Regions from separate parts of the Mus musculus genome. Here all the other regions are linked to region 1. A link is a loop called in an ENCODE intact Hi-C map of the cell type or tissue named here. Cell type or tissue: gastrocnemius. All regions are shown on one strand.

Region 1 (4,000 bases):
TTTCTCTCTCTCTCTCTCTCTCTCTCACACACACACACACACACACACACACACACACACAGAGCCTGGAGAATAAGTGTATGTACCTTGGACACAGTCTAGTGTCACCCAGACTTGCAAAAACATTGGATTTCTCAAGAAAGTGAGACAAGCTATTTTTGGATGTCAACTTGACTACATCTGAGATTAACTAAAGTCCAAAAATGGAGGGCATACCCGTGAGGGGCTTTTGCACAATTTGAAGTAGGAAGAGCCACTTCAAGTTCAGATCCTGAGGTAGGAAGTCACACTAGAGTATAGTATATACTCTATATTAATATACATTTATAATATATGATTACTTATATACAGAAATATTTATATTATATGTAATAGTCTATTATAATTAAATATATTCATCCCATAAGTTGCTATCCTATAGAACCCTAGTACAAGGTCACACAGCAAATAGACTGCACGGTACATAGCTCTTCTGTTTGCTTGTGTATAAGAAGTGAAAAGCGGGCTGGTAAGATGGCTCAGTGGTTAAGAGTGCCGACTGTTCTTCCTCAGGTCCCAGCGACTACATGGTGGCTCACAGCCATCCGTAGTGGAATCTGATGCCCTCTTCTGGAGTGTCTGAAGACAGCTACAGTGTACTTACATATAATAAATAAATAATAATAATAAAAAATTGTAAAAAAAAAAAAAAAAAAGAAGTGAAAAGCAGAGCTGTTTGGTTTGGTCTTTTGTCTCAATACATGTTTGGGGGCGGGTAAGTGGTGCCAGGGGACCTCTACAGAGTGGTGATCTGTAGGAAACAAGGTTGCTCAATTCAATACAATTAAGCAGCCAGTGTTGGTTCAAACTTTGCAAGCCTGACCCCAAGTAGTTTATTTGGTGAAAACTTACCTGGTGATAATTAACCCAATCACCTGTGCACAGCACAGCTTAGGACACCACTGCACTGGAACTCTTTGTAAAGTACATGTGACATCTTCCAGAAAGATAGTTTCTATAGACTGAGAAAAACATGCTCACCGATAAGAGTCCAGGGAGGAACTGGTGAGATCTCAGCCTATCAGTCTCAGGTCACAGGCCATTACCCACATCTGCTCCCAGCCTTCTGGGCAGAAGACACGTCATACATCTCTCTCACTAAACAGACATTCCTGTGTAGTTAACATTCCTGGTGTCCCTAGTGCTTATCTGAGCCTCGCACACAGGTTATTTCTTAAACTCTTGTAGAGGACTTATACAATAGCCATCATTATGGGGCCAAGCCTCACTATATTATAATAAACAATACATAGTCCAGAGCATCCTTGAAGCAGCCTCGAGGCACAGATGGATGTCCACTAGGGTAATGCTCCGAAGGTGAACTGCTGAGTCAAAGTGTTGACTGACCTGCAGAAACACATTTAGGGAAAATGAAAGACTAGACAGTGCAGAAGTGGGGATTTTGTTGTTGTTTTGCGGGATATGTGTGTGTGTGCGCGTGGTGTGTTGAATGGTGGGTGTCTGTTGTTAAAATTCTGACTGGGTTTTTCTAAGGATCGGCACACTAGAAGTTTCGGTAGTCCGGCCTTTTGAAGCGCGGGGGGAAGTGCTGAATTGGAAGCGCCAATCTCCCTACAGATAATTTGCATAGCGCGGAGCAGGGGCTGCGGCATCCACGTGCGGCGCACTCTCCAGCATCCCCGTCTGTACCCCAGGTTTCGTCCGGGGTTTGAACGGCTGTGCCACCACGTGCCAGTCCGCGTCCTTCCCCGCTGGGCCAAAGCGTCCTAGCCACAGCCCTCCTGATATAAACGCAGAAAACAAGTAGAAAGCCCAGGCTGCGTGCGCCGAACCTCCTGCCCGGAGTCCGGGACCGGAGCCGGCTTTCTCCGGACTTGGTCCGATCGGACGACCAGCCGCCCTCGAGACTTGGGGTCAAGAGCCGGGACCCTTGGAGGATCACCGGAAGAGGTGACAGACACCTCGGGGCCCATGAACGTTTGGAATTCGTAAGGACATGAGAATCTCGGTGGTTCCGTGTCTGCCCGCCATCGCGGCCACCGGCCACGGGCCCAAGCCAAGTGTAGCGAAGCTTAGAAAAGGTTGCCCAACGTCATGTGGCTTGAGAAGGCTGCCGGGCGCCTTAAGCCGCCAGCAGGTCCCATGGTGTAATGGTTAGCACTCTGGACTTTGAATCCAGCGATCCGAGTTCAAATCTCGGTGGGACCTCACTGAACCTTTTTTTGGCCTTAGAATCCCTGTTTTGGGGCCTGCAGGAAGTAGCAACCAACCCGAGCCTCCGCAGGGAATGCACTGACCTGTAGAATGGACGTTCAGCTTCCCTCCCTGTGTCTCAACACGATTACATTTCAGGAACAGCCTGGGCTGGGAGGCACTGCGCACGCGCGCCGAGTCGGGCGGAAAAATAAACGAGTTGATGGAAGACTGAACATAACTTTACCCAGGAGGGAAAACGAAAGAACCCGAAGGATCCCGAGGCTTTCCTGTCTGAGTACCGCTGCACACACCGCGCCTCGGAGTCCCCGCCCCCTACCCTCTGATTGGCTGCTGTGCAGAACGCGCGGTAGGATTGCTTTGTGAGCCGCGAATGAAGTGGCCGGACGGGGCCGGGGGGCGGGTAAGTGGTGCCAGGGGACCTCTGATTGGGTACAAGAGAGCGATTCCCCGAGGCTTGTGCGTTTAGGGGTCATAAACCCGTGTTTTGGTTCTGCATTGCTCACCCAGCGAGGTTGTGTTTCAATTAGACAACAGTCACTTAGTCAGGCTGGCAGGCGATCAGTACAGTTTCTCACCGTCCATGAGGTGTTTCTCCGAGAGAAGGGCAGGAATCGCTAAGGATTTCTTTAGCTGCATCGCGCCGCGGGTGGAAAATATGTACAGGGAGTATTGTATCTTCTTTGGATTAAGATCTGGGATTTGTGTTCGTCCCTGTGGGATAAATGACGAGGGAGCCTGCTGACGCATTATGGTCTCCCTACAGAGTGATTGGCACGGTGGCTATAGGTTCTCACCCTTGGGAGGATGCCATGGAAACCAAAAGGAGCCTCTCCCGACTCTCCGATTAATTCTCTAAGCATGCCTCTTGCAGACACAACCCACGCACTCTTTAAAACATCTGAATGGATCAGTTTGAATGAACCATCGCAACCTCAAAAAGATCAAGACGTGAGAGGAGGCACACTTGCGCTACCAGAAAATAAAGATGCTTGTTAACTGTACATTAAAGAAATTAAGATAATGTCTGGATGGATAAACATACCGATGGAACAGAATAGGGAAGCAAGATGCAGCCTCACCTTTATGCATAGTTTATAATAACAAAGGTGTCACAAATTTAAATAATAATAAAAGGTAGCACAACAGAGTTAGGGGAAAGGACCTACTTGACATCCTGCTGTGTGCTTGCTTATAGGGAAAGAATATGAAATCGGATTCTTGTTAACACTAAACACAGCAGAAAGTCCCAAGAGAATTGTTGACCTGAAAGTGACAGAAGCGGTGAGCTTGGCTGACGACATAGGGGAATGCCTACACCTCAGTTTAAACAAAGCCCGAATAAAACGCACAGACGAGGACTGTGCTACTCCAAGTACCATCAGAAGAGTGAAAATATCTGGGCCTGTTGCTCAATGGTGAACTGCAAGGCACTCAGGGCCTGGCATACTAAGAGAAAAGGTAAGCCACAGACTAGGGATATGCATGTGTAATGCATAAATAGCAAATAAATCTAAATAAATTCTCAAAGCCTGTAAGAAAACTGCCTGCCGAAAAATAGCAAAACCTGTGCTAGGGGCATAGCTCAGCAGGTAAAGAGCTTGCATGCAACCATGCTGGACCTGAGCTCCATCCACAGAACTCATGTCAGAGCTGGGCATGCTGGGGATTGTAGTCCTAATGCTGGGGAAGTGAAGGCAGAAGGGTCATTGGCCAGCCAATGAGAGAACCTGTCTTTAGAAAGAAAGAAAACACCTCACATTGACCCTGGCTTCCACATTCATAC
Region 2 (4,000 bases), 210 kb before region 1:
AAGTAATTAAGATTTCTTCAGCTAGGCCAGGCGGGGTAGCGCACGCCTTTAATCCCAGCACTTGGGAGGCAGAGGCAGGCAGATTTCTGAGTTCATGGCCAGCCTGGTCTACAGAGTGAGTTCCAGGACAGCCAAGGCTACACAGAGAAACCCTGTCTCAAACAAACAAACAAGGACAGTGTTGTCACTTTTAAAAGTATGGGTGCAGCCCTGTGTTCTAGTGCACACCTTTACTCCCAGCAGTCAGGAAGCAGAGGCAGGCAGATCTGTGAGTTCAAGGCCAGGCTGGTCTACAGAGTGAGTTTCAGGAAAGCCAGAGCTATCTTCCCCCTGTGGCCTTGGCTGTCTTGGAACTAGCTCTGTAGAACAGGCTGGAGCTCAAACTCAGAGAACTGCCAGCCTCTGCCTCCTGATTGCTGGAATTAAAGCCATATGTGTCATCACTGCCCAGCAAAATAATTTTGTTGTTGGTGGTGGTGGTTTTTTGAGACAGGGTTTCTCTGTGTAGCCCTGGCTGTCCTGGAACTCACTTTGTAGACCAGGCTGGCCTCGAACTCAGAAATCTGCCTGCCTCTGCCTCCCGAGTGCTAGAATTAAAGGCGTACGCCACCACGCCCGGTGCAAAATAATTTTTAATAAAGTGTTATTTCATTTTATAAAAAATCAAACCTAAACAAAGATACATCAACAAAACATGGAACCTCTATAAAATAGTATACTAATGAGTTTTATTTCATGTTACAGTCCTAAGATGAACTCTACTAAGCTGAATTCACAAATAATACACAAGCTAGAGCCCTAGGTACATGCATGTGTGTGTGTAGCAAAAAGGACAACATCTGGAACCAGATGCAGCTTTGCCCCCTGCTCTCAGTGTGATCCTATGTGTGTGACTGACCTTCTGTCTGTCTGTTGTCATTCTGTCACAAAAGGCTAATAACAGTCCTTCTATCACAGAGCTGGTGAGAGGAACAAGTAAAATAAAGCAGATAAACAATGTGTAGCCTTAAGCACTCAATTAATGGCAGCTTCAAAACATAATGTATTCACTATTCCCAGACCCCCGCCCCCAGACCATTTGAGAAAACGCACAAATGTCCAGAACGCAGGCTCTTCACTTGTTGGTTTTTGTGTTTTGAGACAGGGTGTCCCTTTGTTGCCCAGATTGCCTTGAACTCAATTTGTGGCCTCAACTATTTATGTACGATAGTTCCCTCATCATTCCTCAACCTCTCTAGTGCTTAGCTTACGAGCTGTGCCACCACAGGAGCCAGGCTTCTTCGGGAGGAAAAGAAGAAGAAAAAAAAAAAAAAACAAGATCCAAAGTGAGGCTCTGGCTGTTTGTTCTAGAATGAATCTTCATAAATGTACTAAAGTTAATATGAATATTTCATTGGGTGTGGTGGCTTATGCCGGTCATCTCAGCACTAAGAAGGCTGAGGTAAGCAGCTACATATTGGAAACCTTGTCTCAAAAACTATTCATACACTTTGCTATAGAGTATCAATGTGTTTGTTTCGGATGTTGTCTCAGACCAGCTGAAAGGGTTGTGTAAATTCTCAGTCATGCGGTACCTCTGGTTTTCCTACAGTTAGCAAACACACACACAGACTCATATTCCTGTCAGTAGAACAAGGTTAAGGTCTTTTCCCCTTAGTCAGAGTTAATTTTCGTATTACAAATCTCAATATAGTTCTAAGAAATTGAGAATTTCAAACCCGTAACTCCAGGATTAGCGGGTAGAAAAGGTACTGAGCTTGGAATCAAGCCTGATGCTTGACTTCTACCAAGCTGTCAACTTCTGTGTCATTATCTCCAGGGCAATGCCTAGCAACAGCTCCTGGCCTTTAGTATGCCCTTCATAAATAAATATCGAATAAACTCAAATGAGGTGGTCTTTTATTCGCACGTTCTGATTCCGTTCTTCCTCTTAGTCCATCCGCAGTCAGGCGACAATAGTAGTCGATGGGGGAGAAGACCAGACATGATACAGCACAGAGCCGTAGGGATGTGAAGGGCCCTAAACTACTCAAGCTCTTCTTTCGATTGCCCTACAGGGAAGGTGGACCTTAGTCCTACCCTAGGATTGAACATCGATGGTCCCTCCCTTTAAAAGAGAAGCTGTGGGTCTCTCCATCTTCTTTGAACTGTCTTCTCCGACATCAACTCTCCCAACATAAAACCTTTAACCATGGAAGGCTACCAGCATCTCCAGCGGGGCGCAGAATCTGCGCTGGCCTGGAGCGCCAGCTAGTCCGCTAGCCCCCGCCCCCCGCTCTGGAGGACCGTGGGTGGACGCTCTGGCAGCACGCCTCTCGCTGGTCCGGGCGGAGGTGGGCGGAGCCAGCGCCACCCGGGCTGGGGAAGCCGAGGGTGGGGACACTCTGGCCCGGCTCTCGGTGGTGCGGGAGCAGCGGCCGCTCTGGTCGGCGGACGTGCTGCTGAGCAGTCCCGGAAGCGAAGCAGCGATGGCGGAGAGTCCGACTGAGGAGGCGGCGACGGCGACGGCTGGCGCCGGGGCGGCGGGCCCAGGGTCGAGTGGTGTTGCCGGTGTGGTCGGCGTTAGCGGGAGCGGCGGCGGGTTCGGGCCGCCTTTTCTGCCGGATGTGTGGGCGGCGGCGGCGGCGGCGGGCGGGGCCGGGGGACCGGGGAGCGGCCTGGCTCCGCTGCCAGGACTCCCGCCCTCGGCCGCTGCCCACGGGGCCGCGCTGCTTAGCCATTGGGACCCCACGCTCAGCTCGGACTGGGACGGCGAGCGAACCGCGCCACAGTGTCTACTTCGGATTAAGCGGTGAGCCGGGGGTTTTTCCTCCCTCACCCCGGAGCTCCAGGGCTCGACCTTCCCCGCCCCCCACCTTTCCCCATCGGGGCTCTCTCCCGCCTCACGTCTTCCAGGCCCAAACCCTGCGGGCCTCTCTACTGACGGGGGCCTTAAGTGTCGCCCTTTCCCTCCCTCCCGCCCTCTCAGCGCCCGGCCCTACAGCCCAAACAGATCCGCGATTGCCCTCGGGCCTACCCCGCCCCTTAGCGACCTCCGGTGAGCCCTGCAGCTCCGTTCCGGATGCCTTATCCCTACCCCCTCCCGTTCACCCGAAACCTGACCCTTTTGCTCTTCTGTAACGCTCGGTCCCGCCCTTCGCACTTCCCCTCTAACCTACCCCACCAGCTTACCTAAAGGCTGCCCTCAGGCCCCACCCATCAGTTCTCCATCTCTTCTGGAGTCCCCGCTTGGAACATCCTCTACCTGCATTGCCCAGTTGCAGACTCGAGTCAGTCTTCCTTTTTACCTTTCCTTACCTCGTTTCCCCACCATATGGCCCTTTCCACGGGTCTAGAGAGCCTCCCTGACTTTCCAGATCATTTCTTGAACCCCCTTTCCAATCACCCCAAAACTGTCCCTCACACCTGTCCCTGAAACTCTGCGTTCCTACCATCTCTCACTATCACTCTGGATTGTAACATCTTAGTCAAGAACTTTTTTCCTATTATTTACCCCCAAGGTTGTCTGGTTTACTTTTGTAAAGCAGATGTACTCCCTTCAAATACAGGAACAAAAGGCCTAGGGCCTGTCTGTGCTTGTGTCTTGGGTGACCGATCTTAGATCGTATCACTTCATAGATAAATATGTTTTGCAAAAGTGCTCACTTAGTATGGTACCAATTGCATGGCAAAAGATAAGACTGTTGAGCTATTAATTTTGAAACTTGTTTCCTGGTGACCAGACTTAGTCTTTTCATCTTAGCCTCTTATCTGGCTATTATCCCAAACATTCCAAGTCCCCTCAGGTGTCTGCCCGGCTACATATTTTCCAAGTTTTTAATAAAAAAAAACTACACCATGCACGTAAAGTACCTGGCACAGTGCCGGACGTAGAACAACTTCACAGTTATTGCCACCCCTAACTTAACTCCTTAGCTGTTTGATTCTCTTAGTCTGGATACAGCTTTGAGTTTGGCCTGGACGAACTTCTTTGTTCGGCTACCCTTCTGTGTCCCCAGAC
Region 3 (4,000 bases), 170 kb before region 1:
CCCCGCAGCCCCGACCCCAGCTCTCCGCGTCCCAGGTTCTGTCGCCAGCTCCCAACACGGAAGCCGGGTGCCGTGCGTCATTTGAGCGCGCCGGAAGTCTCGATATTCACTTCCTGCCGCGGAGTCGAGGAGTTTCTTGCAAGGGCCCCAGTCCCCGCCCTAGCTGGGGGCCAATTTCCAGGAAGTCCAGACGACATCGCAAACGCTAACCCCATGTCCTATTTTAATTCCCCATGCATCCTACCAAGGTGGGCTCCTGGAGAGCGACAGATGCTTCAGGGACATGACCAAGAGCTGTGTTGGCCATGGAAGGTGCCATTTTTTTTTTTTTTTTAGCAAGGGTCTCTCCATAACCATGGTTGGTTGGTCTGGAACTATGCAAGCCAAGCTCACTTCGAATTCAGAGTTCTCCTGCCTTTACCTCCAAATGTTGGGATTAAATGCATGAGCCACCAAACTCATGGGTGCTACCTTGAGCAAAAACCGAGAATAAAACGAAACCTTAGATTAACAAAAAAAAAAAGGCGGCAGCATCTGATAGTTTTGTGCCACGCACTGCACAACTTGCCTTGTTCTATACTTGTTCAAAACCCTCAAGTTCGTGAGTTGGTATTGTATTTCACAAGGGATTCGGGAATCTGCCTTAAATTACTTAACGTCATGAAATAGGACTAGCTATGAGTCAGACAGTCTGACTCAAATTTGGGTTTTTTGGAGGGGGCGGAGTGGGCTAGGGGGAGACAGAGTTTCTCAATGTAGCCTTGGCAGTCCTAGAATTCACTTGCTCTGTAGACCACACTGGCCTTGAATTCAGAGATCTTCCCCATCTTGAGCCACCATACCTGGCCCTTAGCTGTAAAATCTTAACCCAACTCAAGAATTTCTGCAGAGGAATTCAATAGGTAAGTTTGATCAAGTCAGGGTTTGTTTATTCCACCTAGCAGACAGGCTTACTGCATGAACTTCTAAATTTCTCCCTAACACAGGCAGTGTTGTGCCTAGTAAGAGCTAGTGGTGAGGTTTTAAATACAATCGTTATGATTAAAAACGATGTTTATAGACAGTCTTTTACAGTGGCTGGCTAGGAGGAAATACATTACACAAACGAAGGGAGGAAAACATGTAACTCTGTTTGAGACTTTGACACTCTCATCAGATATTCAAGATGCCACAAATGTAAATCCAAACTTTTCCTTTGCCTTCTTTTTTTTTTTTTAAGATTTATTTATGCCGGGCAGTGTCGGCAAATGCCTTTAATCTCAGCACTTGGAAGGCAGAGGCAGGCTGATTTCTGAGTTCGAGGCCAGTCTGGTCTACAGAGTGAGTTCCAGGACAGCCAGGTCTACACAGAGAAACCCTGTCTCGAAAAAAAAAAAAAAAAAAAAAAGAAGAAGCCGGGCGGTGGTGGCACACACCTTTAATCCCAGAGAAACCCTGTCTCAGAAAAAAAAAAGAAAAAGGAAAAGGAAAAAAAAAAGAAATTCAGAAGTCTTAAAAAAAATGTAAATGTTTTTAAATTGTATTTTTATGTATGTTTTGTCAGTGTGGATGTACATCACTTGTATGCAGTGCTCTTAGATGCCAGAAGAGGGCATCAGATCTCTTGGGACCAGATATATAAACAGTTGTAAAGTGTCTTGTCCATGCTGGGAATTGAACCCCAGATCCTTTGCAAAAACAGTCAGTGCTCTTTACCACTAAGCCATCCCTCCAGCCACCCCACCCCATAAATATACATATGATATATAATATAAGATATATGATATAAATTTTATTTCAAATTTCCTTTTGTTGTTGTTGTTTAACTATATTTGCCATGTGATCCAGCAGTTCTACTGGGAGGATTTTTTAAAAAAGATTTATTTATTTTATGTATATGTGAGTATACTGTCACCATCACTGTCTTCAGACACACTAGAAGAGGGCCTTAGGTCCAATTACAGATGGGTGTGAACCACCATGTGGCTACTAGGACTTGAACTCATGACCTTCAGAAGAACAGCCAGTGCTGTTAACTGCTGAGCTGTCTCTCTAGCCCTTTTGGTTTTTTGTTTTCTTTTTTCTTTTTCTTTCTTTTCTTTTTTTTTAATAAACCAAATCCACTCAGACTGCGTTCCCTCCCTCTCACCCTCCCGAAGGAGAGAAGAATGATCATCAATGGCAAGAGGCAGCTGCAATCAAGCAGCACCTAGAGCCGGCTTCACGCTCAGTAGGGGATGCTACGTCTCGTCCTCGTGGTTTCAGGTGCTCTACACAGTCAGAGAAACTTCTCTAGTAACGAACTATAGAAATGATCCCTGAAAGTATAGTCTTCCTTTTGTTGTTTTTTAAAGACAGAGTTTCTCTATAGTCCTGGAACACAGTTTATAAACTAGGCTGGCTTTGAACTCAGAGATCCACTTGCCTCTGGTGCTGGGTTTAAAGTCATGCACCATGCCAGGCAGTAGTGACCCATGCCTTTACTCCCAGCTCTTGGGAGGCAGAGACAGGCAGGTGGCAAATCTCTATGGTTCAAGGCCAGCCTGGTCTACAAAGCAAGTCCTGGACAGCCAGGGATACACACACACACAAAACCCTGCCTCAAAAAATTAATTAATTAATTAATTTAAATAAATAAAAAGAAAAGCCATGCATCACTCCAGGTTTCTTCCTTCCTTTCTTCCTTCCTTTCTTTTTAGACAAAGTCTAACTGTGTAGCCCTTGCTTGCCTTGAACTCACTATCATGAATCAGGCTGGCTTTCAGACTCAAAGACATCCACCTGCCTCTGGCTCCAGAGTGCTGGGATTAAAGATGTGGGCTGCCATGCCCTTCATCTTTATTTTATTTTATTTTGTTTTATTTTGAGACAAGTTCCACTACATCATCCTAACTCCAACTATATAGTCCAGCTTGCTCAAACTCTCAGCAATCTTCATGCCTCGTCTAACCCTACCATCCTTTAAGGCTTTGGTTCTGCCTCCTCACTCACTCTCATGCTGTATTTCCTGTTGCTCATCTTCTTGTTTATTGACATAGTTTTGGTTGTGTGTTGTGTGCACATGCACACACACACTAAACCTGCCTCCAGCTGCACCAGAAGAGGGCATCAGATCCCATTATAGATGGTTTGGCTTTGGTTGTGAGCCACCATGTGGTTGCTGGGAGTAGAGCTGAGGACCTCTGGAAGAGCAGCCAGTGTTCCTAAGCCAAGCCATCTCTCCAGCCCAACATAGTCTTTTTTCTTTTTGTTTTTTGTTTTTGTGTGTGTGTTTGTTTGTTTGTTTGTTTTTCGTGAACAGGGTTTCTCTGTATAGCCCTGGTTGTCCTGGAACTCATTATGTAGAGCAGGCTGGCCTCTAACTCAAAAATCTGCCTACCTCTGCCTCCCAAGAGCTGGGATTAAAGGTGTGCGCCACCACATCTGGCACACGTAGCTTTCTAATTGATGTAAAATGTGTGTGTCTGTGTGGATATACACAAGTTTGTGTGTGTGCCCTCTTTGGCCAGGAATGGATGTTGTGTCTTCTGGAGCAAGAGTTAGAGGCCATTGTGAGGCACTGGATGAGGGTTCTGGGACTGAACTCTGGTCCTCTCAGTCTTACCACTGAGAGGTCTCTCCAACCCACTTATTTACAGTTTTGTCCTCCCAGTCTCCGCTTAAATGACATGTTCTTACTCCATTCCATCTAGAAAAGACTTTTCTGTCTTTCTCCATGTGACTCAGCGTGCTGTGATTAGTAGTGTGTTCGTGTGTTTAAAGATCAAGGCTTGCTGGCACAAGTTGTTCCAGCAACTTGAAAGGCCCATGTAGTCGAAGAACCTTCTCCTATTGGGTTTATTTGCTTGCTTTTGAGACATGAGGACAGTTTCATGTAGCCAAGTCTGTCCTTGAACTCCTGATCCTCCTGCCTTCCCTTCCTCAGCACTGTTATTACAGGCTGGTGACTTTGTTAGCAATCAGGGCTGCCATTGTGTCTGTGTGCTTCATTGTTGTATACAGTGAGTTAGTCAGAATCCCT

What was found. A loop is a pair of places that touch in the nucleus more often than their neighbours do. Peaks named below come from ENCODE experiments on the same cell type or tissue, not always from the same donor. Only the 100,000 strongest peaks of a DNase experiment are listed, where the experiment ranks them.
Region 2: a loop joins it to region 1, with 2.2 times the contacts of the local background. A loop is called at or near these places in 3 of 42 quality-filtered maps.
Region 3: a loop joins it to region 1, with 2.2 times the contacts of the local background. A loop is called at or near these places in 4 of 42 quality-filtered maps.

The regions. Positions count from the first base shown.
Region 1 is chr11:95,857,380-95,861,379 of GRCm38, reverse strand. Gm38959 (a long non-coding RNA gene) reads left to right here and starts at 2,929. Exons shown (of 3, transcript XR_880173.3): 1 at 2,929-3,675. 4833417C18Rik (RIKEN cDNA 4833417C18 gene) reads right to left here and starts at 2,563. Exons shown (of 2, transcript NR_045187.1): 1 at 2,298-2,563; 2 at 334-1,386. n-TQttg6 (a tRNA gene) reads left to right here and starts at 2,137; the gene lies at 2,137-2,208. In gastrocnemius, no CTCF peak of the experiment used is centred here; DNase peaks (open chromatin) are centred at 1,795, 2,128, 2,520 and 2,926; H3K4me3 peaks cover 2,537 bases; H3K27ac peaks cover 2,540 bases.
Region 2 is chr11:96,063,743-96,067,742 of GRCm38, reverse strand. It overlaps Ube2z (ubiquitin-conjugating enzyme E2Z), which reads left to right and starts at 2,379. Exons shown (of 7, transcript NM_172300.3): 1 at 2,379-2,791. The coding sequence starts at 2,469. In gastrocnemius, a CTCF peak has its summit at 2,421; a DNase peak (open chromatin) is centred at 2,327; H3K4me3 peaks cover 2,380 bases; H3K27ac peaks cover 2,159 bases.
Region 3 is chr11:96,030,991-96,034,990 of GRCm38, reverse strand. Snf8 (SNF8, ESCRT-II complex subunit, homolog (S. cerevisiae)) reads right to left here and starts at 106. Exons shown (of 8, transcript NM_033568.3): 1 at 1-106. Gm24949 (a small nucleolar RNA gene) reads right to left here and starts at 2,313; the gene lies at 2,099-2,313. In gastrocnemius, a CTCF peak has its summit at 1,568 (motif pointing right); a DNase peak (open chromatin) is centred at 88; H3K4me3 peaks cover 982 bases; H3K27ac peaks cover 533 bases.